Linked DNA regions of Mus musculus: all the other regions are linked to region 3. A link is a loop called in an ENCODE intact Hi-C map of the cell type or tissue named here. Cell type or tissue: heart. All regions are shown on one strand. Region 1 holds the start of Gm41907 (a long non-coding RNA gene). Region 2 overlaps C130036L24Rik (RIKEN cDNA C130036L24 gene). Region 3 overlaps Ptma (prothymosin alpha). Region 4 has its middle 9.0 kb from the start of Nmur1.

Region 1 (8,000 bases), 62 kb before region 3:
TCAAATATCCGAGTCTTTAGGGGATATATGTCCTTCAGGCCACCACTGTGAGCTTCCTTACCATTTCTCTACAGTGTCTCCTCTCACCATGCTTGTCTGCCACGCGGCTGATTGGCCGCCATATTAACAGCTTTTTCTCCTAAGGGTAGCTGCTGAAACTTACACCTTGTCCACCTTGGGGATTTTCTTTTAAGCTCTAAAAAAAGTTGTTCTGGGGGAGGGGAAAGTATTCTTTTTGTTGTTGTTGTTGTTTTTTTTCCGAGACAGGGTTTCTCGGTGTAGCCCTGGCTGTCCTGGAATTCACTTTGTAAACCAGGCTGGCCTTGAACTCAGAAATCCGCCTGCCTCTGCCTCCCGACTGCTGGGATTAAAGGCGTGCGCCACCACGCCCGACGAAAATATTTTTCAGGGCAGAATCGGGGGAAATAAACCGTCAACGCATTGAATGTAAGTGTTACAGTTCTGAGGGGGAAAGGTTTCCCCAGTCAAGTGTTGCTGTTCTGAAGAGGAAGGTAAGGAATACCACAAAGAAGCGCGGCAAAACAAACCCGACGCAAAAGTCAAAGACAGACAAATGAGAGCGGCTGCCTCTCTGAGTGAAAGGCAGGGACAGAGATTTCCAGGGCAGGGATTGGTGGGATTTCAGGTCCTGAGCTTGGGCAGTTCAGGGATTGGTGGATTTTTGAGCTCAGTGATTGGTGGGTCTTCAAAACCCGGAAGTGATTCCTTTGTACGCACTACCAGATCTCCCAGAGGCTGTGCACCATAAAAGGCTGTTAAGGGAGGGGAAATAAAGGGGTACTTGGAACACCGGGGTCAAGACCAGCTAGTCTGGGTCTGCTGTCCTAGCTGCCTGAGTTCAAGCTGTTTTGTTGCAGAGAGGAAGTTGGACAGGTCTGGGCAGCTTTAGGAAACAAGTGGACATTAAGAAGAATGAATTTGGGCTGGTGAGATGGCTCAGTGGGTAAGAGCACCCGACTGCTCTTCCAAAGGTCCGGAGTTCAAATCCCAGCAACCACATGGTGGCTCACAACCATCCATAACAAGATCTGATGCCCTCTTCTGGAGTGTCTGAAGACAGCTACAGTGTACTTACATATAATAAATAAATAAATAAATCTTTAAAAAAAAAAAAAAAAAAAAAGAATAATGAATTTAGCTGGTGGTATGCCTTTAATCCCAAGACTTGGGAGGCAGAGAGATAGGCAGATCTCTGAATTTGAGGCCAGCCTGTTCTACAGAGTGAGTTCCAGGACAGCCAGGGCTACACAGAGAAGCCCTGTCTCAAAAAAGACAAAACAAAACAGAGGGGTGGAGCTATTGAATTGGCAAGTATCACCTTCGGGGATATGGGAAGTTTCCCCTAAAGGGGTCACCTTCAGGGTAGGGGTCTAGTTCAGGTGGTAGGGGCCCTTCCTGGTGTAAAGAGGAGACCCAGGGTTTGATTCCTAGAACCTCGAAAACGGTATGGTGGCATAAGACTGTGACCTCAGCACTTGGAAAGGTGGAGACAGGAGGAGGTGTTCTTGAATTTTGTATAAGCTACATAGTGATTTCCAGGCTGTTCTGGAAAACATAAGACCCCCATCTAAAAATCTAAATTCCCAAACATTATTCTTTGACCTCCACATGAGCCTGAGAACAAAGGCCTGCGCAGATTCACTCAGTCACATTCATTCATTTGTTCATTCCTTCATTCATGTGTGAGCATGCCTGAGAGCACTAACAATGAATAGAATTAAGGATACTTTTTATAATAACCAAATACATAAATTTCCTTGTCCAATTACTTAAACAAATCAGTGAGAAAACCTGCCTTCTCCCTCCCTCCTCCCTCCCTCTGTCTCTCTCCATCTCTCTCCTCCCTCCCTCTCTCCTTCTGTCTCCCTCCTCCCTCTCTTCCTCTGTACTCTCTCCCTCCTACCTTCCCATCTCCTCGGAAGCAGGCCATACCAGTGAGAATTTTATTATCCTTTACAAATGTATGTGTATAGGTATTTTGCCTGCATGTAAGTCTGTGCACAACGTGTGCTTGGTGTCTGTGGAGCTCAGAAGAGATCTTGAGATTCCCCTAGTACCAGTATTACAGACAGTTGTGATTCACCATGTTTGTGTTGGGAAAGAAACCCAGGTCCTCTGGAAAAGCAGCCAGTGTTCTCTACCCCGGAGACTTTTAATCACTGTAAACCTGATGTGCCCGCCGGTTGCTTAAACCCAATGTACCTCAAGTACCCTTTATCAATCCTTAAACTTGCCAGGCATGCTGACTAACATCACCCAGCAGTGTCACGGAGGACGAAGAAGTACTTGGTCCACTGAGAACCTGGAATGCTGAGTAGAGAGGACAAGTGAGTGAAGACCGGGCACAGCAGGCAAACTGAGATCAGGTGGGAGTGTGTGCTCTAATCCAGGCACCCAGAGGGCACCTACAAGCTGCTCAGTGGTTTGTTAGTAAGCCTGTGTACAAACATCCCAGAGGAGGAAGCTGCAATTAGGTACCAGTTGTATACACTGGTCACTCACTTCTACTCAGACCATTTAGGAAAGCTGCGCTATCTCTCTCCAGCCTACTCTATGGGCAAAGCTATGTCAGTTTCCTATGGGTCCCAGGCTTGGAGCCCTCCACATGGCTGCACCTGTGTCAACAATGCACATTCACTCAGGACTTTGCTCACCCAGGGCTTCCTCCTCTCCCTACATAGAAGCAGGTGGATCTCTTTGAGTTCGAGGCCAGCTTGGTCTATAAACTGAGTTCCAGGCTAGCCAGGGGTACACACTGAGACTCTGTCTTAAAGGAGAGGGGTGGAGAGAAGGCTCAACGGTTAAGAGCATGGGTTGCTCTTTCCCGGTCCTGAGTTCAGTTCCCAGCAACCACATGATGGCTTACAACCATCTGTAGTGGGTTCTGTGCCCTCTTGTGGCATTTGGGCATACATGTGGATAGAGTACTCATATACATAAAATAAATAAATATTTTGGGGGGAGATAAGTGGGGTGGCCTGGTGTGGTGGCACAAGGCTTTAATCTCATCACTTAAAGGCAGATCTAGGATCTTATGTGAGTTCCGTAAAAGCCCAGTCTAGATATCAGGTTCCAAGCCAGTAAGACCTTGCATACTGAAACTCTGACTCAAGACAGAGGCCTGGCTGGAGATGGGTCTCAGTTAGCAGAGTGCTTGCTTTGCAGGCTCAGATTCCTGGGTTTAGTGCCAAATAGCACATAAAAAAAGGTGGGCTGGGTGGTGGTGGTGGCGCACGCCTTCCATCCCAGCATTCGAGAGGCAGAGGCAGGCAGCTCTCTGAGTTCAAGGCCAGCCTGGTCTACAAGCTCCAGTTCCAGGACAGCCAGGGCTACATAGAGAAGCCCTATCTCAGAAAAGGCAAAAAGAGAAAGAAAAAAGGAACCACAGACAAGGTGATGCACACCTGTGACCCCAGCTCTCAGAAGGCAGATGTCAGTGAATTCCAGGCCAGATTACAGGCAGACCTTAATTCAAAACAAACAAACAAAATTGCCCTATAAGCATTTACACCGTGTGTGTTTTGTAGTAGCATTAAAAAAAAAGAAAAAAGAAAAAAAAACCCACAAAGCAAAGGTCAGAGGCATTATTTGTAACTTACTGTGGATATTTCAAAAGAACAATTTTTGGCTAACACTCAGAGATGACAGAAATAGACGATTGCGTCACTGCCTGATTAAAACGGAAAAGCTGAAGGTTTTCCAAAAGGAAACAAGAGGAGGCAAGGAGTCTAGACTGACCACTCAGAAGTGTGTGTGTGTGTGAGTGATACCAAGCATCGGTGGGTGGGGCCTTTGTGCGGACAAAGTCCATATCTGGATGTGGCTAGTGGACATTTTTAGCAGCCCAGCAGCTTGTGACCTGTGACTGGGAGGCTTTTCCCAGGGGACAAGTGCACAGTCAGAAACTACATGGGGGCAGCTGCCTCCCTGACTTTGCCTGTGCCCAAACAGTAAGAGTGCGTCATGCCTGATGCATTGCCAGGCAACGCAGTGTATCTGGGTGTGTCCCTTAAGGCTCTCTCCAACTCGGTAGCTTATGCATAGCCTGCTTTGCCTGTGTTCCTGGCTGGTAATGTCCTCAAGAGATAGCGAGCTCTCTCATTCACTCTTCCCACTCTCCTCTTTCCTGGTTGGTTGATACTAAGGATGGAAGCCAAGGCCTTTCGCTTGTTAGGCAAGTACACTACCACGAGCCACGCCCCCAGCCTGTGACAACTCTCTCCTGGTCTTAGTGTGCAAGGCTTGTATTCTCTTACACTGCTACATCGGCAGGCTGTAGTTAGAACTGGAAGTTTCCATTTAGCCTCGGAAGCGAGCCCTCCTCGAACCTGAAAGTTTGACTGTGGAGGGCTCTAGTCACCCCTGCCTGCGACGGACTTTAGAGAAAATAACTTATCCTCACAAGGTGCCTGGGTGAGGGAGTGCGGCCCAACCTTTCTTTCAAAAATTGCATAAGACTGCTACCCAGAGGAGGATTTCTTTGCTTCCACACCATGTCTGGTGATTTTTTTTTTCCTGTTTTTAGGAATTTTAAAACTGGGTTCTCTTGGAGTTTTGTTCCATGTTGATTTTTGTTGTTTATTTTTGTACACTTTTGTTTAATGTTTTGCCTGCACTGTCCAAAGAAGCCAGAAGAGGGCGTCAGATCCCCTGAAACTGGAGTTCTGGATTGTTGGCAGCTACCACGTGGTTGGGTGCAAATATTCAAACCCGGGTTCCCCAGGAAGAGCAGCAAGTGCCTTTTTTTTTTTTTGGACAGGGTTTCTCTGTATAGCCTTGGCTATCCTGGAACTCACTTTGTAGACCAGGCTGGCCTCGAACTCAGAAATCCGCCTCCCTCTGCCTCCCGAGTGCTGGGATTAAAGGCGTGCGCCACCACGCCCGGCAGCAGCAAGTGCTCTCAGCAAGTACTGAACCATTTCTCCAGACCCCCATTTTGATTTTAAAGTCAGCCTTGGCTACATAGCCAGTTTGGGGCCTACATGAAACCCTGTCTCAAATAAATTGTCTTTAGGGGATGGGGTGCGGTTCAGTGTTGGTGGATTCGTCCTAAGTTGGATATTCAGCATTGAGAAAAAAAAAAAAACTGGGGTTCAGCAAAATGGCTACCCAGTAAAGGAATAAACCACCATGCCTGACCACCCTAGTTTGACCCCAGGGACAGACATGGTAAAAGGAGAGAAAGGTGCGCTGTGGCACTGGCCTCCCCCCGCCCCTTAAGTAAAATACATCTTTTTAAAAATCTTAAACGCAGATGTGAAACGAGGGTCCTGGTAAGGGGTTTGGTTCTGGGACTCGGGCGTCTCCCGGGCTGCACACCGAGCTCGGGTGGGTCTCTCCAGGTCCCTCCTAGCAGGGCGGCGCTGCGGGGAAATTCCAGCAGGCAGCTCCTCCACCGCGGTGAGACCTCATTTCCTAGGGAGGCGGCCGCTGGGCGCCGCCTTCATCCAGGCCGGGCGGCCAGAGCTGCTGCCACGCCCGGGCTCCCAGGCTAAATTTAGCTCTTCTATTCCGGTCTCTGCCCGGCCCTTGCCCTGGAGCCAACCGGTAGAAGTAGAAAGGAATGGAAGAGAGAAGCAGAGATCACAGCCTGAAAAGCCCATCGCCCTCACATGCTTCGAAACCCCGATCCCAGTATGCACACACTACTCACTTCACTGATCGAAAAGTATTTGTCCCTTGGATGTTTGTGGAGAGTCAGTCAACTTAACAGAACGGGATGGGAGCCAGGGCCCCCTTCACTGTACAGGGGCACTCCAAAGAACAAAGGCACAACGTGCTGGCATGGGGGTTTCATGCCTGGAATCCTGGCACTCGGGAGACTTAAGTCAAGAGGATTGTGGCAAGGACCAGGCCAGACTGGGCTCCAGAGGGAGACTGACTCGGAAAATGAAAACAAAAGTGGGTGTGGTGCCACATGTCTGGGAGATTCTAGAACGGCCTCCTACTCTCAGTGTTTCCCTGGAACCTGCCTTTCTGCCTTTCTTCCAGGTCCAGCCCAGGCCTCGGCCCACACACACCTCTCTGGGCTTGGCCCAGGCAGTTTCTATCAAACGTCTTCTTGTTTCCCCATAGTCATTTTCTCTCATGCCTCCCTGAGGATTGAACCTAAAAGCCTAAAGTAAGCTAGGCAAGCTACATTCCCAGTCCTGGGTCCGGAATATCTTACGATGAACCATTTCTCACCTGAGAGCCCCCGATCTAAAAGCAGAGCTTCCAAAAATAATCTAACTCTTGGACTGTGGATGGAGCTCAGGGGTAGAAAAGTTGTCTGCTGGACAATTCCTTTTCTTTTGTTTTGGGACAGGGTTTCTGTTACTGAATAAGAGTAGCGGCAGGAATAGGTAGGTATTTAGGTCCCGCCCTAATGCCACCTTTCAACACTATAGCATTTCCTTCCTGATTTAGTAACAGAACAAAAGGAAGTCATCAATCCGAGTACTTTTTTTTTTTTTTTTCTCGAGACAGGGTTTCTCTGTATAGCTCTGGCTGTCCTGGAACTCACTTTGTAGACCAGGCTGGCCTCAAACTCAGAAATCCGCCTGCCTCTGCATCTCAAGTGCTGGGATTAAAGGCGTGCGCCACCACGCCCGGTTTATCAATCGGAGTACTTTAAACATACTTTGGATGGCTTTCTCGCTCCCAGGCCATCTTGGCGGCTTGTCTTGGTTGGGGGTTGTCCCGCGGCTTGTCTTGGTTGGGGGTTGTCCCGCATCTAAGGCAGGAAGATGGTGGCCACAAAGAAGATGAAAGAGTCTCTGGAGTCGATCAACTCTAGGCTCCAGTTTGTTATGAAAAGTGGAAAGTACTTGCGGGAGTTCAAACAGACTCTGAAGATGGTCAGACAAGGCAAAGCAAAGTTGGTTATCCTCGCCGACAGCTGCCCAGCTTGGAGGAAATCTGAAATAGAATACTATGCCATGTTGGCTAAAACTGGGGTCCATCACTACAGAGGCAATAATATGAAATTGGGTACAGCATGTGGAAAATACTACAGAGTTTGCACACTGGCTAGCATCGACCCAAGTGATTCTGATATTATTAGAAGCATGCCAGAAGACACTGGTGAGAAGTAAACAAGAAAGTTTGCTGGGCGGTGGTGGTGCACGCCTTTAATCCCAGCACTTGGGAAGCAGAGGCAGAGGCAGGTGGATTTCTGAGTTCGAGGCCAGTCTGGTCTACAGAGGACTATACTGAGAAACTCTCTCTTGGAAGAGAAAGAAAGAAAGAAAGAAAGAAAGAAAGAAAGAAAGAAAGAAAGAAAGAAAGAAAGAAAGAAAGAAAGAGGGCTGGCGAGATGGCTCAGTGGTTAAGAGCACAGACTGCTCTTCCGAAGGTCCGGAGTTCAAATCCCAGCAACCACATGGTGGCTCACAACCATCCATAACGAAATCTGATGCCCTCTTCTGGAGTGTCTGAAGACAGTTACAGTGTACTTACATATAATAAATGGATAAATCTTTAAAAAAAAAAAAAAAAAAAAAAGAAAGAAAGAAAGAAAAAAAAAAAGGAAGGAAGGAAGAAAAAAAGTTTTTCTTTAATAAAACTTTGCAGGAGCTCATTTTGAATAACAAAACAAAAACAAACAAACAAACAAAAAAACCAACTTTGGATGAGAGGCTGGGAGAGCTGGCCCAGTGGTTAAGAGCACTTGTTATTCTTGCTAAAGACATAGGTTCAATTCCCAGCATTCACATGGAGGCTTACAATCGTTGGTAACTCCAGTTTCAGGAGATGGAGTGTGCTTTTCTAGCCCCCGTAGGCATGAATGTGGTACAAATGCATGTACATAAAATAAACAAATACATTTACAAATTTAAAATAAAAATAATTAAATATTAGTTAAAAATAATACAAATTTAAGATAAAAATAATCCATCATTGGAACATCAGGTGGGTAGGTATCAGGTCCAAAGGAAACAAAGGTTCGTAATGCATATAAAGGTAGCAGTGCTCATGCTGGCTGTGCCTGCTGGCAT
Region 2 (8,000 bases), 170 kb before region 3:
ATCCCCCTGCCTCCCTAGTGCTGTGATTAAAGTCATATGCCATCATACCTGACTTCAACCTCGGGAGATTTTAATGCGAGTGGGATGTGTTGAGTCCCCAAGTTTTTTTATCTGAACTCGGGCCTTTGGAGATAAGTAGAAATAGTCACTGTGTGATGCTTACTTACTACGGCCTTCCCAACGCGGTGGAGGGCAGCCACAGCTACACACCAGTGCGCTCTTGTCAGGGCAGGAGATGGCGAACCCGAGTTGTGGTGTGGGGGCATTGTCTTTATAGCGAGACCGGTCACACCTTGTACTGTATATTATGGAACCAAGGGAGACTCTTGGGTAGAGAGGTAGGAAGGGTGGTGTGAGGAAGACTCTAGATATTTCCAAGCAGAGCAAGCTAAAGGCATTCGGGAGGAGACAAGAAGATGAGCTGTGAGTGTGAAATGACTTGGGTGACATGGCTTCCTTTGTCAATCCAATCTATCTGTATGGGCTATCCTCAGCCCTCTGGTGTACAGTGCCACTAAGAGACCTCTGCTTGCACCCAAGGTTAGTTACACTCTCAGATATCAGCTGCCTAGTACTTTTCTTGGCCATTTATTGTTCATTTGCCCCTTCCCCAGACAGCACAGACTGTTGTCTGCTTTATTCTTGGTACCTAAAGCATTGCCTGGCATATGATAGTGTTGGAAATTACTTGCTAACTGGAGTGAACAGAAGTTTGAGTGCACCAGCAGCAGGGACAGCTTGCAGGATTTGGTGTTTCTGTGGAATCAACACCTAATCCATGTGTGATGCTTATACAAATTATAATTGAATATAACCATATCATATTGGATCCCCAATATCCCTGTAGAAAGCATGGGGTGGCAGCATATAACTAACAACTCCAGCACTGGGGGTTACAGGGAGCAAGGACAGGAGGATCCCTGGCATCTGCTAACCAGCCTGTCTAGCCATGAAAGGTGACCCTGCTCAAAAAAATAAGATAGAGGTGGTGTGAGGATGTTAGTGCCTGTCTGGTATGCACAAAACCAAGATCAGTAACTGTCCAGTTATTATACAAATAGAGCCAAGTACCAGGTTCTATTTCAGCTCTTTAGAAATTTTAAATTAATAAATGTATTCAAAATAGACTAAAAGCATCGCTGCTCACAGACATGAGGGCAAAGAGCAGCAGTTCTCAACGTGTGGGTCTCAACCCCTTTGAGGTCAATACCCTTTTATAGGGGTCATATATCAGATATCCTGCATACATTGCAATTCACAGCAGCAAAATTAGTTATGAAGTAGCAATAAAACATTTTATGGTTGGGGGTCACCACCACATGAGAAACTGTATTAAAGGGTCACAGTCTTATGAAGGCTGAGAACCACTGGCATTGAGTTAACTTGGCCAGTTACAGAGCTAATAGGAGATTGGATGTGTATGTATGTGGGGGGAGGTATGCCTGAGTTCAAATGTAGAGGCAACAGGTTAATCCGGGGTGTCTTTTTCTATCACTACCTTTTTTTTTTTTTTTAACAATCTCATGTATCCCAGAGTGTCCTTGAACTTCTGATTCTTTTGCCTCTCCCAAGTGCTTGTATTTCAAGCGTGTGCTACTACTTATGGTTTATGTTGCTCCGGAGATTAATCTTGACTTTGTGCATGCCAGGCAGGCACTAACCAACTTCCCCAGCCCTTCTCTACCTTATGTTTTGAGCAGGATCTCTTACTGAATCTCACCTTTTATGGTTAGATAGGCTGGGAAGCATATGCCAGAGATCTTCCTGTTTCTGCCCCCCCACCCCCCAACCCTACCCCAAGTACTGGGGTTACAGTTTTTGTGCTGCCCACCTCATGCTCTTTACAGGGATATCAGGGATCTGAACTTGAGTCCTCATACTTTCAATGTAAGCACTTTATCTGCAGAGTCATCTGGCAAAGAATAACAAAATCTCTAAGTCAGTTCCCCACGTTAAAGGTCCTACTGTTTATTTAAATGTGCTTCTCTCTTAGTTGTAGCATCTGATAACACAACTCAGCCATTTTTTTTTCTTTCTGACATGGTCTTGTTAGGTAGCCCAGGTTGGCTTGGTCTACTGATGGTTTTCTCTGTCAACTTGACAGAAGCTAGAGTCATCAGAGAGAAAGGATCCTCTACTGAGGAAATGCCTCCCTGAGATCCAGCTGTAAAGAATTTCCTCAATTAGTGATCAGTGTGGGTTGTGCCATCCCTGGGCAGGGTTCTATAATTAAGGCACCTGGAAATTGTGTTTCTGCCTCTGCCTTCTGACCATTGGAATTCAGGTGTGTTTCTCTGCACCTGGATTTCAGCAAGAACTAATTGAAAAAATCAGTTATAAATATACCACATAAGGTACAAAAAAAAAAAAGTTAGGCATGGTAGCTCATACCTATAATCACAGCATTTGAAAGGATAATGCAGGAGGATTATCATGAATTTGAAGCCTGAATTAACAACCTGAGTGACTGAGTTCCAGACAAGATCCTATATGAATGAATGAGTGAGTGAGAGAGAGATTCAAAACAACCAAGCACAGTAACATATGTCTGTAATCCCAGTGATCCTGAAGAATTTCTAGTACAGAGCCAACCTGGTCTAAACCACAAGACCTTGTATCGAAGAAGGAAAAAGAGAAACACCCTGCCCCATCCTTCTAGTTTCTTTGTCTAAATAGTAAGGATAATAGTACCATCATTTGTGTGTAGTGGGTATTACAGAAGATGACAATTTTTTATTTTGAGGACACATGCCCTGGGAGAAAATGACTGTTAGGCCCGTAGCAAAGGAGCCAATAGATAGCCAGAGAGGAATTGAGGCAGGCATATGTGAAAAAAGGTTTTTCTTCTTTCAATGTCTTATTCTAAACTCTAGGCCGGTCTACAACTGACCCAAGTGTAGCCTTGACTTCCTGCCACAGACTCCCTAGTGCAGAAGAAATCTTGAGTGAAGGGCCACTCCCTGAACAAGGGAACAAAGAAATGGATGGTTTTCTTGTAGCAGTGTACATAGATAGCCACATGTAAATTGTGGAAGGCAAGACTTACTGTCAGCTGGTTCAGTTGCCCAATTAATGAGTGAAACATGGGCATGAAGATAGGCTGGTGTGTTGGCATCTTGGGAGAATAAACTGTCTTTGAAAGGGAAGGAAGTCCAGGTAGATAGGCACAGAGAGGCAGGGAAAGAGAGATGCTGTCTTAAACTCCAAAGAAGGCCAGTGCAGGTGTTAGATGCCTTTAATTCTAGCAATCGGAGATCTGTGGGAGTTTGAGGCCAACCTGGTGTACATGGAACGTGGACCCGGTCTCAAAAACAAATAACTTGCCAAGTAAGCATCAGAGAAAGGCAGTTGGCTTCAAGAATTGACTGATTTGAAAAACATGGGCTAGAGAGATGGCTCAGCAGTTAAGAGCACTGACTGCTCTTCCAGAGGCCCAGCAACCATGTGGTGGCTCACAACCATCAGTAATGGGATCTGATGCCCTCTACTGGTATGTCTGAAGACAGCAACAGTATATATATTTAAAAAGGGGGCGAGGGTTGGCCTGAAGAGATGGTTAGGAGCACTGCCTGCTCTTCTAACGGTCCTGAGTTCAATCCCCAGCAACCACATGGTGGCTCACAACCATCCGTAATGAGATCTGACGCCCTCTTCTGGGATGTCCGAAGACAGCCACAGTGTACTTACATATAATAAATAAATCGTGGGGCTGGAACGAGCAGAGGTCCTAAGTTCAATTTCCAGCAACCACATAATGGCTCACAACCAATAAATCTTTTTTGTTTTGTTTTTCGAGACAGGGTTTCTCTGTATAGCCCTGGAACTCACTTTGTAGACCAGGCTGGCCTCGAACTCAGAAATCCTCCTGCCTCTACCTCCCGAGTGCTGGGAATAAAGGTGTCCGCCACCACGCCCGGCACAACCAATAAATCTTAAAGAAAAAGAAAAAAAAAAGGCAAAATGCTTCTGTGGGGACGTCTTTGTAAGAACCATTATGGCATATAATGAGTAGGCCATTGTGAAGTTCTGTCCCATTTACACACATAGTCTTGAACCTCAGTGATTTCTATTAAATGGAGGTGATAATTACTACTTACTTTTTCTTTCTTTCTTTTATTTATTTTTTGTGAGTATGCCTAAGTACCAACAGTAGGGTAAGTCAGATCCACATCCTCTAGAGTTACAACCTTCAGGTTGAAGATCTGGAAAGGAAACCAGTAGGAGACTGCCTAAATGCCTCAAACTGGAGGAAAACACGGTCCCTCCTCCCAACCTGTAACCAGGATCACAAGACCCAGCATGGTAGAGTAGGTGGGCACAGGTAGTTTATTTTCAAATGAATGCAAAAAGAACTAAGCACAGTGATACCCACAACCCAGTCTTCAGAAAGAAAGGGAGAAAAAGAGTCACAGAAAACACAGTAAACTAAGTCCCTGCCCCACTCTCTTGTAGGCCCTTGGCTCCAGCGCAGTGGCAGAAGATTCCATCAGTTCATTTACAATTAGCCATATTTTTGTGTTTTATACAAATGTCTTTATACACTGTTCTGGACTCTCCTGTTTTTTATTAACTACATCTCATAATCCCACCTACATCCGCTGCTCTATTCTTGATAGTTACAGGGTGTTCATTGCATGGAAGGGTCACTTACTTAACCAGTTGCTGTTGCTAGACATTGCAGAAAGAGCTGTGTTTAACTATTATTACAACCTAGCAAAGAACCCTTTATATACTTTTGTCTTACACGTGTACAAGTCCACATCTTATCAGGAGAATACTTAATAGAGCCACTGGATAAAGGTGCAGCCTTTTACATTACAGTCTCCAAGTTTGTCAGAGAAGGGTCTGAGTAGGAGGGGAGAGGTATGAATGTAGGGGTTGGCACTAACTCTGGGGAGTCTGACTAAGCTCTAACACCAGGTCAGAAGCTCCAAAGGCACTTAGCCTGCTGCCACTGTCAGCTCCGAACTTGCATAACCCTAGGCAAACTCTGCCCACTCCCTGCTGACATGCACTGGATTGCTGTCCACTGTACCACTTGGGGACCTAGCAGTCCACTGGAGAAAATCCGAAGGATTTGAGAAACAATCCAAGATTCCTAGATAGACAATCCTCTAGGAATGGATTGTCTCAGGCTCCAGCTAAATAAGAAAGTTACATCAAATATTTAAAAACAAATTTCACACATCTGGATCACAAAGAAGACTAAGCAAGCAGCTGTCCTCTCCCCCTAGGCTCTGCACACAGAAAGTAGAGCCATGACAAAGAAAAGCTGCCTCAGAGAGTCTAAGGAGATAGGGCTTCAACCTGTCTTCTATGTGCAAGGTCTCCATCTGTCCAAGCCTGGAGAGTACTTAACCTACAGAAACCTGCAGAAGGCTGGAGAATATCAACCATAGCCTGACTCCACAATCACACCCAAGCAATCTTGAGTATCTGTTGCTATTTAAAAAATTATTGCCTGGGGCTGGAGAGATGGGTCAGTAGTAGTTAAGAGCACTGGCTGCTCTTCCAGAGGACCCAGGTTCAATTCCCAGCAACCACATGGCAGCTCAAAAAATGTGTGTAACTGGATTCCCCAGTTCCAGGGGATCTGACACCCTCACATAAACATTCATGCAGACAAAACACCAATGCACATGCAATAAAAAATAAATTATTTTAAAAATTATTGTCAGTGGTGCATGCTTTTAATCCCTTAATCTGAACACTTGGGAAGCAGAGGCAGGTAGATCTCTGAGTTCAAGGCCAACCTGATTTACTAAGGGAGTTCAGGATAGCTATGGCTATATAGAGAAACCCTGTCCTCCCAAAAACCATATATTCATACTTTTATTTTTCAGGAACTGGAAGTTCAGTTGTCATCAGCTCAACTTGTGTGTTGAGAACTGAACTCAGGTCCGCTAGCAGAGCATGAAGCACTGAGCCATCTCTCCAACTTTATGTGCAGGTTTTGTTTGTTTGTTTGTTTTTTCGAGACAGGGTTTCTCTGTGTAGTCCAGGCTATCCTGGAACTTACTCTGTAGACCAGGCTGGCCTCGAACTCAGAAATCCGCTTGCCTCTGCCTTCCAAGTGCTAGGATCAAAGGCGTGCGCCACCACGCCCAGCTTTATGTGCAGTTTTTAAGAGATGCTGGCAATCAAACTCCGGGCTTCCTGTGTGTTCGGCAAGTACTCTTCCAACTGAGCCACATCTCTAGCCCTGCCCCTTTTAAAAATGTTTAACTGTAGACATCTGTAGCCAAAGTCTAACTGTAGTCCAGGTTATCCTGGAACTCACTAGGTAGCGCAGGCTAAACCCAAATCCATGGCAATCCTCCTGCCTGGGCCTTCAAAGAACTGGAATTATTGGCTTGAACCACCATACCCCCACAGCCATGCTTGCTTTGTGTGAAGTAGCCTGTTAATGCTTTTGGCCCAGTGTCAGGGTCAACATGGCCCCCACCCCCACCCTGAGTCTCCCTGAGGCAGCCAAAGAGTCCTCACCTGATAATGGAGCAGATTCCCCGGACACCATCATAGTAGTCCCTATAGCAGCCCCAGCCACTGGCCTGAATGGTCTTTCAAGTCTTCTGACTCCTTTTTATCCCCCACTAAGTGGCTATTCTAAGCTTTCTCCTCCCTCAGGATCACCTATGTCTTCTACCTTCTCTTCAATTTCCTCTTTCTACTTGACAGAGAGACCTCCCTGAGATATACCCACTTGTGTTTTACAGACAACCTCAGACATCCTTAGCTTCCCATCATGGCTCAGTGTCCCAGGAAAATACAATTCCTGTGGATGATCTCTGTTGATATCAGCCACCTGCTATGCCTGGCAAGACACCTGTTGTTGTACCAAAAAGCTACCTCCTGGGGACTTAAAGAGCTTTTATGTTTATATTTTGAGACAGCATCTGTAATGGCTATTCCTGGTTGTCAACTTGACTATATCTGGAATAAAATACAATCCAGAATTGAAAGACTCACCTGTGATCCTGATCTTGAGGCTGGGAGATAGAAGTTTCTGACCTGGATCTTGGCATGAAGATCTTGAGGCATAATGGCTATGAATCCCAGGAGACTAAGGCAAGGAGATCTCGGAGTTCAAGGTCATCTGGGACAAAGCAAATCCCACCAGATCCAGATGTGGTGGTACACATCTTTAATCTGGGCCACACTTTCTGCTGGAGACCTACATAAGGACATTGGAAGATGGAAGATTCACTCTTCTTTGCCTGCTTGCCTTGTGGAACTGAGCAACTACTAGATCTTTGGGCTTCCACTCACAGCTGACCATTGTTGGGGAGTTGGACTACAGACTGTAAGTCATCATAACAAATTCTCTTACTGTATAGAGACTACTCATAAGTTCTGAGACTCTAGAGAACCCTGACTAATACAGCATCTCACTTGATAGCCCTGAACCTGAGATGCTCCTGCCTCAGCCTCTAGAATGCTGATATTACAGGCACTGCTACCACACTGGTCTCCAACACTGTCTTTGTTGCTGGCCTAAAGGGCATTCTGTAGACCCCTCCTCACCATTATGCATTTCCACATTTTGTCAGAACTTCTCTGGCTTCTTTCTCTTGACCTGATTTCTCCCTTTCTCCTCCGTCAGCATTCTTTTGTCCTGCACGGCTACTTGACATTCCCCATGTGTTGTCCTCTGCTTGGGTTTCCTTTCTTGCTTTTCTTTTTTTCTCTTATGGTAATACTGGGGATTAAACCTAGGATCTCATCATTGAAGACAAGCATTTTGCCACTGAGCTACAATCCCAGCCTTTCCCTCTAGGGACAGCTTCTTGGGTGACAGCTGAAGCCCCTTCACAGTGGCTCCACATCCATCTGACAGGGTTGCTCCAGTCTCTGAGTAGCCCAGCTGGTCTCTCCCTCCACATGCAGCATCTGCCACTGAACTTCCTCCACCCTCACACTGCCTTTTCACGCCCCAGTAAATGAGACAGCATCTTCCCTAGCCCAGAGCCAGGAGGATGTAGTACACTACGACTGCTGTA
Region 3 (8,000 bases):
AGGTAACCCAGCGGTGCACCGGCGGAATTAGCTGGACCATGTTCCTGGGCCCCGACCGAGCCGACCGTTCAGCCGTCGTAGTGGGAAAAGTTACCCAGTGGTCCGGCCCCGAAGCCGCAGGGCCCAGAGTGCTAGTTTATTTCCTTTGGGCTGTGGAGGCCAGGAGGTCCCTAGTACCAAGCATGGCTGGTGTGACTTGAAGGGGGTGTTTCTGCATGCCCAGGCGCTTTCCGATCCCCATCCAGACTCTCCCATCCATTCCTGAGCGAATGACCGTCGACTGGCTCCTCCCTTCTACCTTATTTATTTAAGGCACACAGCCACTGCCTTCCAAGAAGGGTTTCTGAGGGGTGGAGCTCCCTCTAGCTGGAAACCGGCGGCAAAGGGCGTGCAGGTAAGGGCTACAGTTCCCGAGCTTGTCTGCCTGGCCTGGCGGGTTTGTGGCTATGATGCCATATGGTAGAGGAGTGCGTTGAGTCGACACATGAGTCTGCCTTGTTTTCAATGTATCTAGAAGATGGAAAGCATAGGATTTGGACTACAGGCCTTGAGTACCTACTATGGTCCATGCTGACATTACCCTAGGGTGGCCAAGTAGCCAGTGACTCAGATTGGTCCTGTGGACCAGCTTTGTCTAGTTTTCAGCACTTTGGCTGATGGGTGGCCCTCTATTGTTCTGAAGACTAACGGGTTTCCTCTTCCTTCTAAAGGACTTGAAGGAGAAGAAGGAAGTTGTGGAGGAGGCAGAGAATGGAAGAGATGCACCTGCCAATGGGAACGCTGTGAGTGTCCAAGTAGCTGGGGCTTGTGTTCCCAGTTTATACTTTTTTAAATTTTCAGCTTAGTTCAGGATGTTGGACCAGACAAGGGAACTTGTCTGATTTTTGTTTGGGAGGTGGTGTGGTAGCTGTATGGTGTGGGGAGGGGCAAGGTGCACTAGATATACAGGCCTGCTTCAGAGCTGGCTAATGGCAGATGTGTTTTCTGTTAAAGCAAAATGAGGAAAATGGGGAGCAGGAGGCTGACAATGAGGTAGATGAAGAAGAGGAAGAAGGTGGGGAGGAAGAGGAGGAGGAGGAAGAAGGTGACGGTGAGTAGTCTTGTTTTCTCAGGTTCCTTCCTTGGCTTTTACTGCCAGAAGGGAGAGGTTGGGTTTCTGGGCAGTTGGACCACTTTGAACTGCAGTGTACTCCACCCTCCTATTGGGGCCGTTCTTGATCTGCAGCTGGGAGGATAGTGGTTTATGTGGGCCTTGATTGATTCTCCAGGTGAGGAGGAGGATGGAGATGAAGATGAGGAAGCTGAGGCTCCTACGGGCAAGCGGGTAGCTGAGGATGATGAGGTATGTGTGAGGTTCCTTTCCTGGGGCACTAAAAGCTTTGGGGGTTTCTGGCAAATGGTGAAGGGTTCTTAGTGGACCCCATCCCAGCTTTGCTCTCTGGGAGTTGTGGGCCAAGGCCTAGGGAGCTTATGTGTAGTCACAGGCCTGATGTTCTCTACAGGATGACGATGTGGACACCAAGAAGCAGAAGACCGAGGAGGATGACTAGACAGCAAAAGGAAAAATAACCTTACGCACCGTGACCTATTCACCCTCCACTTCCCGTCTCAGAATTTAAACGTGGTCACCTTCGAGTAGAGAAGCAGGCCCCGCCCGCCCACAGCGGGCAATGCCACCCACAGATATGACATGCGCTCTCCACCACCCCTCCAAAACTACAACATGAATTGGCAACATGGGAGGAAAAAAGAACCAGAACTTCCCAGGCCCTACTTTTTTTCTTAAAAATACTTTAAAAGGAAAATTTGTTTGTATTTTTTATTTACATTTTATATTTTTGTACATATTGTTAGGGGTCAGCCATTTTTAATGATAACGGGTGACCAAACCAGCCTTCAGAGCGTTTTCTGTCCTACTTCAGACTTTACTTGTGGTGTGACCATGTTCATTATAATCTCAAAGGAGAAAAAAAAAACCTTGTAAAAAAAAGCAAAAACAACAACAAAAAAACAATCTTATTCCGAGCATTCCAGTAACTTTTGTGTATGTACCTAGCTGTACTATAAGTAGTTGGTTTGTATGAGATGGTTAAAAAGGCCAAAGATAAAAAGATTTTTTTTTTCCTTTTCTTTCTGTCTATGAAGTTGCTGTTTATTTTTTTTTGGCCTGTTTGATGTATGTGTGAAACAATGTCCAACAATAAACCGGAATTTTATTTTGCTGAGTTGTTCTAACAATGGTGTCTCAAAGCCTGGTTTTTCTGTGTGTACTTTGTTTGGGATGGGGTCTTTTCTATACCCAGAACGTCCTGAGTGAGTGGTTATGTGCCACAACACCCGTTTTTCTGGGGAGAGGGTAGTCCTGGAATTGGATGGCATTTTTAAAGTTCTACGGGGAAGGTCAGGACAAAGCTGCAGTTAATCATGGGGCATTGGGAGAGGTTCTTTACTGTTGTGACACCAACATTTCTTCCTGAGACTTAGGCCACTAGTCCCAGGCATAAACTGGAGAGATGTGCTGTACACAGAGCCCTTGGTGGCACAGGCCAAGTCATCTTGTTCCAAGTTGTGAGTCTTCTGGCTGCTGTCCATGTAATTAGTATACTGTTTAGTGGCTCCTAGTGTTAGCTCGCCTGCCAAGCCTGTAGGTCCTGAAGGGTCTATGCCCATGACTAACCTGGGCAAGCTCTAGCTTTACAGTGACTGTTCAAGTCCCTTACAGGCACTGCAGGAGGGTGGGCGACTTGTTCTTTAGAAGAGTAAGAAGAGCATCCTGTAGGGGTGCTTTGCTACCTTGAGGGGTTGGAGTCCAAGAATGTGAGTCCTTGAATGTGAATCGCTTTAGCTACTGAATCTAAAGGTTGGGGAGAGTTTACAGACTGGGCTGGCTGAATTTATGGAGAATGGGTTTTCCTAGTTTGCTCATGCCCAGGAATTTCAGGTATTGGTGGGTGGGTGAACTGCAGGGAATGGAGACTGAAGAACGTTGGCCACAGTTTTTTGATGAGTACTGAGTTACACAGGCAGTCTGGGCTGAGTTCCCAGGACCACAAAGATTATACCTAGGAGTAGAAACTAGTGAGCATTTAAAATTTAGCATGGCATTGCATATCTTTAACTGGGGGGCAGAGGTAGGATGCATTTTGAGGTGAGCTTGGTCTACAGTTCCGAGTTCTAGAACAACTAATGCTATACAGAAACCTGCCTCAAAAAACAACCAAACACAATCTCAGACCCTGGATCCCACTAAAGACGGGAAAGAAGTGGAACCTTCCCTGGGAAGGGAGATGGGGAAATGTGGAGTTGACGCAGTGCACAGGGAGAGCAAAGGCTGGAGAAGGGTGGGAGAGAAATGGGTTCATATACAAGGACCTGCCCCTGTTGTCTACCCCCTTATACCTGGAAGCCCCGACCTTTCCTCGTCTTCCCTCCTTGGTGCAGAGAGGACTTAGTGTGCTGTGGTTGTAACTTAGCTCTGCATATTGCCCGGGCTGTTCAAACTCCCGGATCAAAGTCTGGGGCTTCAGTAGAAATCTGGGCCTAATCATCTCTGTGCTGGCTCATCCCCGGACAGTCGGTCAACCTTGGGGTCAACCTTGGTATGTTCCCAGAAACACCTGGGTCTAGGAGTGGGCGGTCTCTAAAGCCGGGGAGGGGCTGTGAGCTCCACTTGTAACAGCTGTGCATGGAGCTAGTCGCGGCTAATCCTGTTTTCTGAGGCTGCAGCCCTGTGGACAATATAGACTTGGTAGCCATGTAAATAGGCAGCCAGTGAGTGAATCTTGTTGAGCCTTAATCTTCTGGAGAATGGGGACAATAGCATGAATGACTGTTGACTTCCTAGTATCCTGAGTCAGACACCCAGATCCTGAGCCTACATCCTATTCAAGCTGTTGAGTCCTTATTTCTCTAACGATTAGCTCTGGGAACTACCACCCTTATCGGAGTATACTTTCACCCGGTCCTTAGCCTAGCACACAATTAACTGCTTGGGGACATTTCCAAATTGTTTAGGGTCACCAAGATTCTACTGCTGGCTTTGCCGATACCCAGAAAGGGACTCTGGAAGATTCGTGAGCGATGGGCGCCCTCTGGTGGTTACAGGGCTGTAGAGACACAAGATTTGTTAGGCTTAGGAAAGAGCCCTTCAAAGGGCTGGGTCCAGGGGAGGAGCCTCTGTTGCTGTGGAGTTAGTGTCATTTCCTATGCTATCTCCTCAGGACAGCCAACCCCAAGGACCTGGTCCTTTATTTTTCTGGAGGGGAGACTTTCCCCAGACGTAAAGCTGAAGTCCCAAGAGGTACCTCTAGTATTATGGGTCCTGAGCGGCCCTCGGGGACCACAGGGGACCAACATCGCAATTACATGCCATGTTGCCAGCAGTGTACATGTGTGTACATTGCCCTCCTGGGGTCACCCCAACTTTATCTGGATTGTCAATACCTATGTCCTAGAAATGGGCCAGCCTTGCCTGCTTCACCTCTCTGTGGTCCCCTCCTGGTGGAATTTTTTTCTCATGGAGATAGAAGCCCTGTGCCCAGTTTTTTGTTTTTTGTTTAGTTTGGTTTTTTGTTTTGTTTTTGTTTTTTAGGTTTTTTTATTTATTATATGTAAATATGTCTTCAGCTACCCCAGAAGAAGGCATCAGATCTTATTACGGATGGTTGTGAGCCACCATGTGGTTGCTGGGATTTGAACTCAGGACCTTTGGAAGAGCAGTCAGTGCTCTTGACCGTTGAGCCATCTTTCCAACCCCCGTGCCCAGTTTTATTTGCGGCTTCTCTCAGTCTGGTCTGGTCTCACAGGCCTGGTCTCCTCTGACAAATGTATATAGCAGCCAAGTCCTGATACAGTGTATTCCAGTTTTGCACCAAGGCCAGCTTGTCTTCACCACAAGAATAGGGACAGCCAGGGAAGGGTGCAAGGCTGTCACCTGAGACCCTCCTCTCAGGATACCTTAGTCTTGGCTGCATTGTAGGAATTATAGATGTGTAGCTTGGGAAATAGCTGAAAGGGGTTAAGGCCATCTGATCCACTGTGCTCATGTACTGGGTGAATAGTATGCAAGTACATTACCCGGAGAATGCTGCCAGCTGGTGGCTGGTATGGATCCCATGAAGTTCTTAGCATAAGAGATCCAGCTTGGAGCATGCGTGCCCAGAGGCTCTTCGTCAGAACTGCTCCCATAGTAACAAGGAATGCCAGCTGGTCACTTGAGACACTCCATCCTTTCGGTGAGAACCGCCTGAAATAGTGTTTGCTTTCCCTCCTGGAGAAGGTTCCTCCTATAACTGTCAGGCCAGATAGAGGTAGAACATTAGACTTTAGACTTAGACTTGGTCCTGTCTGGACTGAGTGATTCAATGTTGGCACATGACCCAAGACACGGAGGGAGCCCTGGTATATATACAGATGTTTTGCCTGTATATTTGTCTGTAGTACCTCTAGAGGCCAGAAGAGGGCATTAGATTATCCCAGAACTGGAGTTACAGATGGTTGTGAGCAGAAGTGTGGGTGCTGAGAATCCCAGCCCTCTGGAAAAGCAGCAGCCAGTGCTCTTAAGTACTGAGCCATCTCTTCAGACCTAATGTATTCATTTTTTTAAGAGTTGTTTTTTTTTAAGATTTATTTATTTATTATATGTAAGTACATTGCAGCTATCAGACACTCCAGAAGAGGGAGTCAGATCTCATTACGGATGGTTGTGAGCCACCATGTGGTTGCTGGGATTTGAACTCAGGACCTTCAGAAGACCAGTCGGGTGCTCTTACCCACTGAGCCATCTCACCAGCCCTAATGTATTCATTTTTAAGCAGTTATTTTTATTTTATTCTTTCTTCAAAAATATTGGGTTTTTTTGTTTTTGTTTGTTTGTTTGTTTGTTTTTTGTTTTGTTTTTTGTTTTTTTTTTTTTCGAGACAGGGTTTCTCTGTGTAGTCCTGGCTGCCCTGGAACTCACTTTGTAGACCAGGCTGGCCTCAAACTCAGAAATCTGCCTGCCTCTGCCTCCCGATTTTTTTTTTTTTCCTTTTAAAAAAGCTGGGCTACTGCCTTTAATCCCAGAACTATGGAGGCAGAGAAAGTGGAATACTGATTTCTAGGCCAGCCTGGACTACAGAGTGACTTCCAGGACAGCCAGAGCTACACAGAGGAAACCCTGTCTTGAAAAACAAACAACAGCCAGGCGGTGGTGGCACACGCCTTTAATCCCAGCACTTGGGAGGCAGAGGCAGGTGGATTTCTGAGTTTGAGGCCAGCCTGGTCTACAGAGTGAGTTCCAGGACAGCCAGGGCTACACAGAGAAACCCTGTCTCGAAAAAAAAAAAAAAAAAAGAAAGAAAGAAAAACAAGCAACAATATCAAAAAAGACAGACAAAGGCTGCTTGAGAAAGGCAACACAAGGTAAGGTAGAGGACATTTTCTCTGGCTGGTGGTCACCTCTTTTCTGGATGACATGGCTTTCAGGCTTGGGGAGCATAGACAGGTACGGCCAGTCTCACAAGAGATTACTGCTCCAAGGTGTGCTCAGATGGGGGTCAGAACTCTGTTCTGCCCTTCTACCATGTGGCTTCTGGAATGAACTCAGGGCTACAGGTTTGGCCTTCATCACTGAGTGACCTAGCCAGCTCTAAACAGTAAACAGGCATACCTTTTTATTTTTATTTTTTATTTTTTAGATTTATTTATTGGGGCTGGTGAGATGGTTCAGTGATTAAAAGCGCTGACTGCTTTTCCAAAGGTCCCGAGTTCAATTCCCAGAACCTACATGGTGACTCATGACCATATATAAAGGGATCCGATGTCCTCCTCTGGCATGCAGGTCTACATGTAGACAGAACATTCATTCTTTAAAAACCACTGAGCCATCTCTCTACATCATATTCCCTTCCTTTGAAACAAGGTTTCTCTGTCTATGTGGCCCTGGCTGGCCTGAAATTCATAGAAGTTCACCTGGTTCTATTTTTGTTTTGTCTTTTTTGTTTTTGTTTGTTTGTTTGTTTGTTTGTTTTCGAGACAGGGTTTTTCTGTATAGCCCTGGCTGTCCTGGAACTCACTTTGTAGACCTGGCTGGCCTGGAACTCAGAAATCCGCCTGCCTCTGCCTCCCGAGTGCTGGGATTAAAGGCGTGAGCCACCAAGCCCGGCTGTTTTGTCTTTTTGATATGCATGTCTGTCTGTCTGCCTGTACACTTATGTTTATGCCTGGTGCCCACAGAGGTCAGAAGAGGGTGTTGAATCCCTGAAACTGGAGTTATAGATGGTTGTGAGCCACCATATCTGGGTGGGTCTTGGGAACTGAACCCAGGTTCTCTGTGAGAATAACAGTTGCTCTTAACCATCTCTCTGACCTTCAAAGGCCATGTCTTAGCAGGATTCTGGTCCCTGTCAAATCCCTCCCAACAGATGGGGCATGGCCTAAGCCCATCCTGGCCTACCTTGTAGCCTCTGTCTCAAGCTTCTTTCCTTCCTTAAGCTTCTGGCTTCTGATTCCGCAGAGTTATTATTCTTTTGCTTTGTTGAGTGTACTCTCATCACTTAACTAACTCAGTTGCTTGGAGAGGATCCCGGGTAAGAGAGAATTCCCTCACCATGGTCAGGAAGCTTGAGGTCTTTGCCTGAAGAAGGGACACCTGAGAAACAGTAGAGGAGAGCTGTCCTGTTTTTTGAAGAGACAGGAGAATTTTTTTTTCTTGTAAGGGACCAACTGGGCTTTAACTACCCAAAGTGCTGAGTCTCCAAGCCGTAACAGGTAGCTCTCTAAATTTATTTGACCTGGATTTTTTACAATAGAGTCTATTAACATACCAAAGGACATTGGTGTCCCAAAAAAGCTGATCTTGCAAGACACAGACCCTCTCCAGGGCTCAGGGAGTATGTGCTGAACAAGGCAGGAGGTGGATTCCTTGGGGAATTGGTTCTACAGTCAGTTCAGAGCCTTTTTAGGCTGCAGATTTTGGTCACAGGCAGTCCGGATTGTGCTTAGCACAGAGAGGAGCCCAT
Region 4 (8,000 bases), 150 kb before region 3:
GAAGCTCACGGCCTCCATGTTTCTGACTGCTGAGATTACAGGAGAGTGGGCATTTGCCTTCATGCTGAACCTTACAACAAGTTTTTATCACTTTAATAATTAAACTAGTTTTTAAAAAAGGTTTCTTTTTATATGTGTGTCTGTGTGAGTACATATACAGGTGTACCCAGGCATCCTCAGATCCTCTAGAAGTGGGGTTATGGGCAGTAGAGAGAATCTCTTGTGTACTGCATCACTTACCTATAAAAAAGCTTTTGGCCTATTAGCTTAGGTAGGAAATGGGAGGTGGGAATTCTGACAGGAGAGGGAATTCTGGGATAGAGTCAGGCGCAGGAGAGATTCATCTGAACTCTGATGGAGATAGTCACATGAACCGAGGAGAGGTAACTAGCCGTGTGGTAGGATGTAGACTAGAATAAACAGGGTAAGTGGGTTCTGAGCTAGCAGGAGTGAGCCAAAGCTTTTGACCTAGGCACTTATTCACAAATAATTCAGTTCTGCCTGGGGTTGTTATTTTGGGAACTTGGGGGAGATTGGAAAAGCCCCACGGTTACAATGAGCAGTTGTGAGCCCCGACTCCCCCATGAGAGCACTGGGAACTAAACTTGTATTCTCCGCAAGTGCTCTTGACTGCTACGCCATCTCACCAGCCCCTCAAGCTAGTTTTCTTTGGGGGGATTTTTTGTTACTGTTTTGTTTGTGTCAGTCTTATTCTGTAGCCCTAGACTGTCCCCGAACCAACAGTGATCATCAAGCCGCCCGAGGACTGGGATTATAGTGTCTTAGTCACTGTTCTATTGCTGTAAAGAGACACCATGACCATGACCATGACCACCACAGTAACTCTTACAAAGGAAAGCATTTAATTGGAGGCTTCCTTCCAGTGTTAGAAGCTTTGTCCATTATCTCATAGTGGGGAGTGTGGGAGCAGCCATGGCAGACATAGTGCTGGAGAAGTAGTGGAGAGCTACATCCCCATCTGAGGCAGAGGGGGAGGGAGAGAGAGGCAGGCTGAGACTGGCTGGGCCTGCCTGGCTTGGGCTTTTGAAACCTGAAAGCCCATCCCCAGTGACATACCTCCTCCAACAAGGCCACATCTATCCCTACAAGGCCACTCCTCTTAATCTTTTCAGACAGTTCCATTGGCTGGTGACTGAGCATTCAAATGTATGGGCCTTTGGGTGTGTGTGTGGGGGGGGACACATTTGTATTCAAACCACAATAGGGGTGAGCCTCTTTTGGGCCACAGAGTTTCTGAGACCATGCTGACATCTGTGGGCCATATCCCCGAAAGAATACTCCTGGACTCTAACACACACTGACACCGTGCTGTGTCTGCCCTACGGGTGCCTGTGATGCCAAAGCTCTCCCCACCCCTGTCTGTCAGTAGGCCAGCTACACCCAGCTACAAGCCAGCAATGTTTCAAAAGACATGTGTAAATCCAAACTGAGGCCCAGAGGGTAGCGAGACTGCAGTGCCAACCCTAGCCAAGGAGGATTAATTACTCAGCAGTGGCAGGTCTGTCAACCTCAGAGATGACCTTACTAGATGACTAAACACACGGTTCCACTAGACTCCTTTGTTCCTATTCCTGGTTCAAAGATGCCTTTGGGGCTGGAGAGATGTCTCAGTGCTTAGGTGTCCTAGCTACTCTTACAGAGGACCTGGGCTCAAGTCTTCACCAACCATCAGTAACTCCAGTCCCAAGGCCTCTGAGGATACCAGGCATGCCAGCCACACCCATGGTGCCCAGACATACATGCAGACAAAATACCCGAGGGCCAGAAATTATAAAACGGTTGGAAGTATAACCAGACCTCATTATGTATGATACAAAGTGTGAAAATCACACCAATAGTGGCAAAGACTGTATCCCACATCCATGCCATAAAACCCACGACCTGGGAACCAAAATAACGGTTTGGCCTCAGCCCTCAGACTTGACATCTGAAATCTGACATCCCTTGCTCGTGCCTGCAGGTGCCAAGTAATGTCAGGCTGTGATTCCTGGTGGCAACATACCAGAGGGTACTCACCCCTGATTCCTTGAATCAGGAGCAACCTTGAGTCTGTCAGTTCACAGATGTGAGTGCTTCCAAACATGGCAGGAGCTAGGCAAGATGGTTTTGTACGTGGGGTAACTGTTCCCGAGATATCTGTAGTTCTGAAAGTCTCCAGGGCTGGCATATTTGGCTGTCTGTGTAGCGTTGCACTGAAGTCTCACAGTTTGCCGCTGCTGCTCCCCACTGGCTGGCGTGATCCATATTCATTGAGAAGGACGAACTGAACAATAGCAGTTCATTTTCATAAGGTCTGAAATCAGAGAACCTTTCCTGGAATCTGATCTTCAGCTCCTTCGTTCTGGGAATGTAGCTGTGGCCGTGGCTTTCGTTTTCAGAGCCTAATTTAAGCATGGAGAAGTGGGCCAGACAGAGTCCTTGTCAAAGTCAAGACAAAGACAGTTCTGCCAGGAATGAGCGAACTGAATCATATGTATAACTGTCATGGATACCCTGCCAAGAATTATCGAATATATTTAAATGGCTTGTGATAGCAACCAAAAAGGCCAATTCTTTGGCCTTAACTCTAATCATGACCCAGACATGGGGTTCCCTGAAGAGGACATGAACAAGCCAGTTTCGCCCAATGGTTCAAAATCTGCTTTAGTACCGTATCACAATTTGGCTGCCATATCGTTCAATTAACTCCCTGAAAAAAGCTCTGAACCATGGTATGGGAAGGTGGTGTGTGTGTGTGTGTATGTGTGTGTGTGTGTGTGTGTGTGTGTGTGTGTGTGTGTGTGTCCAGGTTATGATGTGGGGCTAGCCAGGGCTATTGGCTATGTAGTTAGAGATGACCCTGAGAGCCTGATTCTCCTGTCTCCACCTCCATGACGTGACCCAAGTAGGTTTCCAACACAATGATTCCAGGCCAGTGGTACCACAGACAGACTAAGCCCCACCTTTGATTCTAATATGGCAATAAACTGCTTCATACCTCCCATGGCCAAATCACCATCAAGCTAACACTTACTAATTTTAACCAGTCCACATTAAGCTTTTTAAAACTTTCTCGACCTAAAAGAATATAATCTCTCCTGATGTCATGCTCGCCATAGATACAACATCCAAAAGTTCCCCAGGAACATCAGAGCTTTTGTCATCAAGAGGCCAGGAGATGGCTCGTTGAGTAGAGACATTTGGCACCAAGTCTGATGACTTCAGTTTGATCCCTTTGGACCTTTCACTGTTTCGTTGACGCCTCCCCTCCCACTCCTACGAAGTAAGTGCTTGCTGACTTCCATCGCTGAACCTGTCAGCTTGCTTGGTCTAACTTCAAAGGCACCACTTTTCTTGGTTAATTATATTTGGATGCTGGGAAGATGGCCCAGATGTTAAGAGTGTACACTCTTCACCTCTGGAGGCTCACAACCACCGTAACGCCAGCTCCAGAGGGACCCAGTGCCTCAGGCTTCCATCGACACCCACACCCACACACACACAATTAAAAATAATAGCTTTAGATCACCTCTCTCTCTCTCCCTTTCTCTCTCCGTGTGTGTGTGTGTGTGTGTGTGTGTGTGTGTGTGTGTGTACTTGCTGCAGCACACATGTGGCAATCAGAGGATATCACGCAGGAGGTGGCTCTCTCTTTGCAGCATGTGAGACCTGCCGGTGGCAGGTTCCTTAGCCTGAAACGATTCTCCTCCCACCCATTTCCCTCTTCCTAGCAGCGGCTAAGATTTACATCTTGCTTGCTCTGTTGCTTGACTTTTAAATGCTAGTAAAATGCTCCTTGGTTTTAACTGCATTTTATTAACAAGACTAAGAACCAGCATAAGAGAGCTCCAAGTCCAGGGTAAAGCCACCACATCAGCCTGCTTTTCACGTTCACATGGAATGCTTTACTTATGCTGGAAAATATTAAAAATTGGCATAAAAACATGACAATTTTTTTGGTGCTTTAGTGTGGTTAAATATAGCACCTTCTGGTTTTGCAACAACCTAGAAATAGAAATTCCTCACCCTCAAAAAAGCTTGTATCTAGGAACAGCGTTTTAAAATACAGAACACTACTACCAACTCTTTAAGTGGAATAAAGACTTCATACCAACACAAAAGTAGCAAGTAGCACCCCCGCAGCTCAAATACCTCAGCTCTCCAGCCTCAGTAACGGTGGATTCATTACTACACACAGACCACTGGCAACTCAAGCCACAACCAGGAACTCCTGCTGCCGAAGCTGGTCTGCACGTTCCTGTCCCCAGTGACTTTTCTCCTGTAACACCATTGCTGAGACTGCAACACACACACTCTAGAGCCACATGAGCCGGTAGGATGTGGCAGGCCAGCCCAGGGCTACATGCCAGCCGGCTCCTCCATGCCCTTCCCGGATACCACTCAACACCCAGATGCTAACACTTTTAACCATAAGGAAACGTAGCAGCCAAGGAGCGTGTCTAGGGTTGTCCCCTCAGTCCTTTACATTGCTGTCTGGTTACCACAAAATTACACCGCTTTATTGCTTACCTCAGGGGAGGATGGGGATCAAGGCTCAGGCCCAGGGTCTGCATGGACTCTGGTTGGTCCAGTTACAGGGGGCCTGTCACTTTTCAGGCCATCTGTCCTGGAGGAGCTGGCCCTGCTGCACCCATCCTACTGGCTCTTGGAGGTGGGGGTTGGGTGGGGGGAGGTCCTGACAGTGGCTTTACAGGAGGAAGGTCACTGGGGACAGGAATGTGTGAGCTGACTTAGGCAGCAGGAGTTACCAGTTGTGGCTTGGGTTGCCTTGATAAGCTTGGACAGCAATCCAGAAGTATTGGGTATGAAACCCCCAGGAGTCAGCCGTTTGTGGTGCTGCTGAAAGGGGGACGACTGGAGAATCAGGAATTCATCACCACCCTTGGCTCCACTGAGACTTTGACAGCAGTGGGAAACATGAGGCCTTGTCTCAAAAGTGTGTGTGTGTGTGTGTGTGTGTGTGTGTGTGTGTGTGTGTGTGTGTGTGTTAAGGGTGAGGAAAAGTGTACCAAGGTAAGGAGCCCTAGACTGCCCCTGTGCACATATGTATAATGTACATGTGTGTATGGTGTGCCCCTGTGCACATATGTATAATGTACATGTGTGTATGGTGTGTATGTATCTTTTTACACATGTGGTATATATGTGTGCATGTGGAGGCCTAAGGTTAATACCAGGAATTATCCTGGATTCTTCTTGCATCTTCTCTATTGAAGCAGAGTCTCAATCGAAACCAGAGCTTGAGGGGCTGGAGCGATGGCTCAGTAGTTAAGAGCACTGACTGCTCTTCCAGAGGTCCTGAGTTCAATTCCCAGCAACCACATGGTGGCTCACACCCATCTGTAATAGAATCCTCTTCTGCTGTGTGTGAAGAGAGCTGCAGTGTACTCATATACATAAAATAAAGGAATCTTTAAAAACAAACAAACAGAAAACCAGAGCTTGAAGGTATGACCAACCTTACTAGCTGACTTGTTCCGGGATATCCTGCCTGTGCCTTCTGAGGTTGGAATTCCAGCCTGAGGCCCCTCCCCCACCCCACTCCCACCCCACCCCCTGCACCCTCTGCACACACCAGGCATCTACACAGGCTTCTGTGGATCCGAACTTTAAACAGCAAGAACTCTCAGCCCTCACTAAACACTCACCTAACTTTTTAAATTTTATTTTATTATTTTCTTTTTTTTTTTTTTTTTCTTTCGGTTTCTCTGTGTAGCCCTGGCTGTCCTGGAACTCACTCTGCAGACCAGGCTGGCCTCGAGCTCAGAAATCTGCCCGCCTCTGCCTCCGAAGTGCTGGTATTAAAGGCTTGAGCCACCACTGCCCGGCTCACCTAACTTCCTTTACAAGACAATAGTGTGGCCACAAGCCAGAAGGCCAAGTGGGGGAGAGGTCTCTAAGCAGCAGAAGTGCTTGGAGACCGCGGGATCATCCACACGGTCTCTATCGACACACACGGTAGTGCAGGGGTGCCATGCCTATGAACCAGATTCTATGAGAAAGAGAGATGTTACAACACACATCCCAAACACGCCATATCCTTTCAGAAAAGTTGGCTCCTAGCCCGAGGAGCACAAAGCGCTACCCTGACACTGCACAGGAGCAGCAGCGCCCCCTAGGGGCACTACAGGGCCGATGCTTCTGGTTGTGCCCTGTGAGTGCCCTAGGTAGGGATCGCTGCTACCCTCTCCATCCTAGCCCATTTTCTCAAGGACCGAGCTTGGCTGCTATTCCAGGAGCCACCGGTGGCCTATGACTTATGGAACCTGGCCATTGAGAGCCTGAGGACACCCTCGATAGATGTGGCAAGTTCACAGCAAGAAGCACATTATACCTCACGTCTTCCTATGTGCCCGTCTTCCCATGTTCCCTGTGCTTCTCTGGTGGAACAGCCCTTCACACACACACACACACACACACACACACACACACACACACACACACACACACGGACTCCACCCCTCAGGAACACTGTTCCATGTGACACTGAACAGAAGTCTCTTGGAGTCCAGAGGTGGTCTCTGAGAAAAGTTCTGACATCTACCCATGGGCTGGCTACCCAGTGCTTGTGACAGGTGGCCCTTGAGAACTCAACTTGAAATAGCATCTTTCCACAGGCCCCTTTGTTCCCAGAATCCCTCTTGTCTCGCCCACCACTCTCCAAGGGTGCTTAGGACCTCATGCTGTGTGCACCCTGTCACCACACATCCAGGATCATCCCTGAGGAAACTCCCTTCCTACAGGGAACTTTTCTCTCAGCTCCGTGGTCCACTGTAGCCTCTATGAGATTCCCACTGCCATCAGAGTATCTCTTCCTTCCCCCTTAGCCTCTGCTGACTGCTCATGGGCCCTGTGCCTCCCCTCTTTGCTTAGCCAGAATCTGTGCAATAGTAGATCAAACAGAGAGGGTGGCTTTTCTTCCCTGGTTTGGTCAGCTCTTCTGAGCTCAGAGTACAGGAGGGGGCAGAGCCTTCTTAGGCCAACATCTAGGAACTCCTCCCACTGTAACTTGTATGAGACTCAGGGGGCTTAGTCAGGCTGGCCAAGAACGTCACAGTGGAGCCTGTGGGTCAAATGGGTTGCAACCTTGAGTTTGGATACAGCATCCTCTGTGGAAAAAGCAGAAAAGACTTGTTTAGAGATGGTGGGAACAACCGGATAAAACACTTAAAGAAGGAAATATGTCATAGTATATTCAGTAGAGCAAAGTGATGGGAAAAAATGTGATAACATATACACAGTAAGTTTACCATTTAAATGGGTGGTTCAGTGTTGGGATGGCTCAGTTTGACTGGATTTGAAGTTACCTAAGAGGCACACTTCAGAGCATCTCTGTCCAGAAGTGTTCTAGAGTTTAAGCACCCTTGGAGAGTGGTGGGCGGGACAAGGGGGACTCTGGGAACAAAGGGGCCTGTGGAAAGATGCTATTTAAAGCTGACTTCTCAAGGGCCACCTGTCACAGATTCTGAATGTGGACCACCCCATAGACAGGGTGTCTTAGTTACGGTTTCCATTGCTGTGAAGAGACACCATGACCAAGGCAACTCTTATAACAACATTTAATTGGGGCTGGCTTACAGGTTCTAAGGTTCAAGTCTGTTATCATCATGGTGGGAAGCATGGCAGCATCTAGACTGGCATGATGCTGGGGGAGCTGAGAGTTCTACATCTTGTTCCAAAGGCAAATAGGAGAAGATTAACTTCCGAGCAGCTAGGAGGAAGGTCTCTCAAAGCCCACCCCCACAGTGACACACGTTTTCCAACAAGGCCACACCTCCTAATAATGTCACTCCTTGGACCAAGTGTATTCAAACCACCACACCAGGGGGTGGGGGGTGGGGGTACTGGACTGAGTAAAAAGAAAAGCGAGCAAGCCAGCGGAGCCTCAACAGTCCCACTTCTGCTTCCTGGTCTGTCCAGGTGTGAGGAGTCTTGACTGCACATTCCTACCACCATGAACTCTGCCATTCCACCAGGGT

What was found. Peaks named below come from ENCODE experiments on the same cell type or tissue, not always from the same donor. Only the 100,000 strongest peaks of a DNase experiment are listed, where the experiment ranks them.
Region 1: a loop joins it to region 3, with 3 times the contacts of the local background. A loop is called at or near these places in 13 of 42 quality-filtered maps.
Region 2: it touches region 3 in a loop (2.6-fold over the local background); 7 of 42 quality-filtered maps call a loop at or near these places.
Region 4: it touches region 3 in a loop (2.8-fold over the local background); 6 of 42 quality-filtered maps call a loop at or near these places.

What each region holds. Positions count from the first base shown.
Region 1 is chr1:86,466,910-86,474,909 of GRCm38, forward strand. Gm41907 (a long non-coding RNA gene) reads right to left here and starts at 5,957. Exons shown (of 3, transcript XR_878335.2): 1 at 5,675-5,957. It also overlaps the pseudogene Rpl30-ps6. In heart, CTCF peaks have their summits at 4,653 (motif pointing right) and 5,421; DNase peaks (open chromatin) are centred at 3,922, 4,832, 5,452 and 5,892; H3K4me3 peaks cover 1,921 bases; H3K27ac peaks cover 4,663 bases.
Region 2 is chr1:86,360,417-86,368,416 of GRCm38, forward strand. It overlaps C130036L24Rik (RIKEN cDNA C130036L24 gene), which reads left to right. Exons shown (of 2, transcript NR_015507.3): 2 at 6,717-8,000. Among named protein-coding and RNA genes, the nearest start is that of C130036L24Rik, 4.8 kb to the left of the region's middle. In heart, a CTCF peak has its summit at 3,475 (motif pointing left); no DNase peak of the experiment used is centred here; H3K4me3 peaks cover 743 bases; H3K27ac peaks cover 732 bases.
Region 3 is chr1:86,528,463-86,536,462 of GRCm38, forward strand. It overlaps Ptma (prothymosin alpha), which reads left to right. Exons shown (of 5, transcript NM_008972.3): 2 at 711-782; 3 at 994-1,090; 4 at 1,269-1,342; 5 at 1,503-2,250. The coding sequence ends at 1,550. Among named protein-coding and RNA genes, the nearest start is that of Ptma, 5.9 kb to the left of the region's middle. In heart, CTCF peaks have their summits at 89, 4,092 (motif pointing left) and 5,455 (motif pointing right); DNase peaks (open chromatin) are centred at 289, 1,377 and 4,109; H3K4me3 peaks cover 2,674 bases; H3K27ac peaks cover 2,620 bases.
Region 4 is chr1:86,375,127-86,383,126 of GRCm38, forward strand. No RefSeq gene overlaps it. Among named protein-coding and RNA genes, the nearest start is that of Nmur1, 9.0 kb to the right of the region's middle. In heart, a CTCF peak has its summit at 6,137 (motif pointing left); DNase peaks (open chromatin) are centred at 4,315 and 6,065; H3K4me3 peaks cover 832 bases; H3K27ac peaks cover 2,498 bases.